Linked DNA regions of Homo sapiens: region 2 is linked to region 1. The links are chromatin loops, found by intact Hi-C in ENCODE. Cell type or tissue: gastrocnemius medialis. All regions are shown on one strand.

Region 1 (2,500 bases):
TACTACTAACCACGGCATCACAGAATAAAAGCAGGTTTGAAAAAAGGCCATTCGGCCAGGTGAACTAGATAACATCCACCTACCTAGCTAGATCTAGATAGATCTATCTAGATACAGTGTCACTTCAGGGGTCCCTCAATAACCCTCAAATGCCAAGCCACCCTTTTTAATACTTAAAGAAATAAATCTTTAATTTAGAGATTAAAAATACACATCTAGTTGATTCAATACCCATCTCTCATTTATACTTACGTAAAATCAGTAAATCAATCACTGAAACTGCTTTGCAAAATTATGACAGTAGGAGAAATCTGACATAGCTGACTCCATCTTGCTTCTAACCTCCAAGCTGTGCTTGTTCATTCCTGGGAGTAGCCAAGCTAACTTTGGAAGGAATTTAGTTTATAGTTTAAAGGAAGGATGATAACAGCCCTTCCCAAAACTACAGCCTCCTTTGAAACCACCTTTGTAAAACTAACAAATTAGCCATGAGACTAGAAATTATGGCTCAGGAGTCATGTAGCCAGAGGTCACAAGATTCATAACCTCCCCAGTTGCTCCTACTCCCCAGTTGCTCCTACAGATAACATCACTATTGTAAAACTAAAATTGGTGTTTGAGGTATTTTTCGGACCCTGCATTCTAATGGACAAGCTGGCGCCACCCAGACCCATAAAATGGCTCAACTGGTCTTGTAATCCCACCCAGGGACTGACAGTGCAAGAAGACAGCTTTAACACCCTATGATTTCATCCCTGATCCAACCAATCAGCATTTCCTATTCCCTAGCCCACTGCTTGCCAAATTATCCTAAAACAAAACAAAACCCAGTCTCCAAAATTTCATAGACCAATTTGAATAATAATAACCTCTCTTGTTCTGTTTGCCTGGCCCTGCGATTTTTCAACTCTCTGCTGCAAAAACCTGCTGTTCTCAGTGCATTGGTTTTTCCGGGCAGTAGGCAAGATGAATTAATTGGGCAACTACATCACTAAGCATAAAGTACTGAAGTCTTGCTATACTCTGAGAGGGACTACCAACCTCCACATCTGTGTTATTTGATCCTGCACATCCCCTTCCCCCAACAGTGATTCAAAGCCAGACACACAACTCAAGTGGAGCCAGACTTTCCATTCTAGACATCACATGAATAGGAGAAACAGAGACAGACGGCTGAGACAGAGGAATAAAATTAACATTAACTACAGATCCTAAGAGAGAAGTTTCCAGAAATCCTGATGCTAAGGGGCCCTACACAGCCTTGGTTTCCTTTCCTTCCCATGTCTTAGCTGGCTGATGTTGGCACAGTTTACGCATGTGGTGAAAAGTAGAAGCAGAACACCATGGTGGTTTTTCCTGGCCCAAGTTTAATGAGAACATTGCTGTTAATGCATGCAAACCAATACCATTCTGCATAATTTATGAAGACTGTTCATTTTCCAACTTGCTGGTACATGGCAGTATGTTCTGAGTGGATTTATTTATCAAGCTACTATGTGATTAATAACCTTTTCCAAAAAGTCATTTTAGCAAAGATAATTTAACTTCTGCTTTTCTACTTAACCTAACCTTGGATGATGAACTGTGAAGACCCTGCTAGTGAGGAAAGAAAAGATCATTATTGGCCAGGCGTGGTGGCTCACGCCTGTAATCCCAGGACTTTGGGAGGCCGAGAGCGGGGATCATGAGGTCAGGAGTTCGAGACCAGCCTGACCGACACAGTGAAACCCTGTCTCTACTGAAAATACAAAAATTAGCCAGGCATGGTGGCACGTGCAGCAACTCAGGAGGCTGAAGCAGGAGAATCGCTTGAACCCAGGAGGTGGAGGTTGCAGTGAGCCAAGATTGTGCCACTGCACTCCAGCCTGGGTGACAGAGCGAAACTCTGTCTCAAAAAAAAAAAAAAAAAAGAGAGAGAAAAGATCATTACTGACTTCCATTAATCATGGGAAAATAATTCAAATATATCTTATTTAAATCAAACAGAGGGTGAAAATACTTTAAGGGTAAATACCCAAGTTCTATTTAACAAACCTATAATTCCCAAGTGTTAAAGCTTTTAGAGCCAAACCCACACAATTTAACATTACTCAATTCAAAATTATTTGGAATTTTTGATAAGTGTTATCTGAATTATTATAGAGTGGAAATCATTGAAAATTATTTAAAACACACTCTTAAATTATGCAGTGGTGCAATCACAGTGATCCTCCCATCTCAGCCTCCTGCGTAGCTGCAACTGCAGGTGTGTACCACCATGCCTGGATAATTTATTTTATTTTATTTTATTTATTTTGTAGAGACAGGATCTCACTTTGTTGCCCAGGCTGGTCTTGAACTCCTGGGCGCAAGTGATCCTTCCTCTTTGCCCTCCCAAAGTGCTGCGATTACAGATGTAAGCCACCAAGCCCAGCTGACTTCTTTAGCTTCTAAATCAAAGAAACACAGTGAAAGATGGGATATAAACATTATCTTCATTTTACCACTAATAAAAGTGTTG
Region 2 (2,500 bases), 66 kb after region 1:
CTCCCACTTCTCCATCTCCTCTCTTTAATCCAATCATCTTTTGCTCACAATACTCCACTGAAAGTTCTCTTTGAGGACACCAGTGACTTCCAGTCGCTAAATGCAATGGTCAGGTCTCAGTTGCTTATCTTATACAATCTACGGGTAGTATAAAGCACAGCTGATTATGTTCTCTTCTCCTGGAACACTTTATTCACTTAGCTTCTGGGAAACCACTCTCTTCAGTTTGTTCCTCTTTATTCACTCCTTCTCAGTTTCTTTGCTAGTTTTCCTCTTCTCCCTGAGCTCAGTTTTTGCACATCTCTTATCTTCACACAGTCCCTTGGTGATCACATCTAATATCTTGGTTTAAATACCATGTATAAATCAGTGTAATTGGATTGTAACTCAAAGGATAAAATGCTTGAAGGCCTGGTTTAAAATTAAATAAATAAATAAATACCATGCATCTATAGATGACTACTGTATGACTACTATTAGATTATACCTATAACCTCACCTGTTCCTATATCCACTACATTAGAAAAAGTCAAACAAGTTTCCTTACTTGAGGACTTGTTAGAGCCTTTTAACACGTTACTCTGCATTATAAATATCCAATAGAAGATTATGTACACATTATTGGCTGGGTGCTGTGGCTCACACCTGTAATCCCAGCACTTTGGGAGGCCAAGGTGGGCAAATCACGAGGTCAGGAGATCGAGACCATCCTGGCTAACACAGTGAAACCCCATCTCTACTAAAAACACAAAAAATCAGCTGGGCGTGGTGGCGTGCGCCTGTAGTCCCAGCTACTTGGGAGGCTGAGGCAGGAGAATGGTGTGAACCTGGGAGGTGGAGCTTGCAGTGAGCCAAGATTGTGCCACTGCACTCCAGCCTGGGTGACAGAGCGAGGCTCTGTCTCAAAAAAAAAAAAAAGTAAAAAAAGAAGATTATGTACACATTATTTCTTACATTTATTTAGAACAGAATCCTTTCCTTGTGATTCATCTTGTGAAGCATACTACTGACTAAGCCACTAAATATAGCATACTTAGACATCTCTCAAGTAGTTCTAACTTCTTACAGTACACACAAATTATGTAAAAATAAGCAAGCTTCTCCTGATTAGAGATAATAATTGGGTTTGAGGTATTCAAGTCATTTTACTGCATTAGAGGAAAACTTGCCTCAAAATTATCCTTATGCAGAGTTAAATTTATATCTCTCTTCAAATACATTCATCTGTATTAATTACATACTCTAAGTGAACACAGAATAAATGTGTGTCATTTCTTCTGCCTCAAACAACTTAATATAATCAGCATATGTTGTCATTAATCTTTTTCCAGACTAAATGTTCTCAGCTCCTTCACCTGTTCTTCATATAACATGATTTCCAGGCCCCTCACCATCCAGGTTCTTTTTCTCATCAGATAAGATCTAAGTAATTCCTGGAATCCAGTTAGTCAACAAAATAATGTATTTGAAGAATGCAAAACATTGGAGCTATAATTTCTTGTGATAAGGATATGATCACATGGTCATGTAGCCTATGCCTATATTCACTTTTTTATTTTTAGCAGCCATGACACTAGTTAATATTCTTTCTGAAAATAAAGCTGTATTACACACACCCACCACATATATACTCATCCGTATACATATATACTTTACGTCCACTGAGAGGGCCTAGAAACAAAGACTCCTCAGTAGCAATAAGCACATCTAACACCTAGATCTCTAAATACCACTTCATAGTAAAAGAAATCAACACTGCTTAGAGAAATGTCTTATGCTAGGGCTGGCACAGAGATAGTACCAGATGATTATGGAATATCTTGTTGGATCAGAAAGTAAGAAAATGCTCAAAGAATCATAGAGACATTGGCAAAATGATAAAACAAGAATTCATGAGTCCATACTGATATGAATAAGTAAGTGAATAAAGAGGTAGAAGCTTTTCTTTATCACAGAAGTCAGCTAATAAATATAAAAGAAATTACAAAATTATAAAAATCACCATTTGGCACCCATCTTAATAATGGATTCACACAAGAATCATCAATAGATGTTAAAATTAATGGGTAAGTTTGAGAGTAGTAGGATACTAACATAATTTAAAAGTATCTAGCCACAGTATGTATTAATTACAGAGAATAAAAGAGTGACTTTACCTTGTAGAAACCTGGCAGATACCTCCTTAACTAAATTATAAAAGTTATCATCACCAGTAACAGGAGAAATAACAGTATTTGCCTCCTCATATAATGCACTGGAAAGTACACAACATCATGTCTGTGGTATTCCTGCCTAAAGTACGTAACCCAGGGCCAGGTGCAGTGGCTCACGCCTGTAATCCCAACACTTTGGGAGGCTGAGGCAGGTGGATCACTTGAGGTCAGGAGTTTGAGACCAGCCTGGCCAACATGGTGAAACCCTGTATCTACTAAAAATACAAAAATTAGCTGGGCATGGTGGTGGGAGTCTGGTCCCAGCTACTTGGGAGGCTGAGGCAGGA

Evidence for each region. Hi-C counts contacts between places; a loop is a spot of excess contacts. Peaks named below come from ENCODE experiments on the same cell type or tissue, not always from the same donor. Only the 100,000 strongest peaks of a DNase experiment are listed, where the experiment ranks them.
Region 2: it touches region 1 in a loop (2.4-fold over the local background); 4 of 110 quality-filtered maps call a loop at or near these places.

The regions. Positions count from the first base shown.
Region 1 is chr7:77,876,526-77,879,025 of GRCh38, reverse strand. All of the region lies in intron 2 of PHTF2 (putative homeodomain transcription factor 2), which reads right to left. Among named protein-coding and RNA genes, the nearest start is that of PHTF2, 79 kb to the right of the region's middle. In gastrocnemius medialis, no CTCF peak of the experiment used is centred here; no DNase peak of the experiment used is centred here; H3K27ac peaks cover 1,439 bases.
Region 2 is chr7:77,811,012-77,813,511 of GRCh38, reverse strand. All of the region lies in intron 1 of PHTF2 (putative homeodomain transcription factor 2), which reads right to left. Among named protein-coding and RNA genes, the nearest start is that of PHTF2, 13 kb to the right of the region's middle. In gastrocnemius medialis, no CTCF peak of the experiment used is centred here; no DNase peak of the experiment used is centred here; H3K27ac peaks cover 2,043 bases.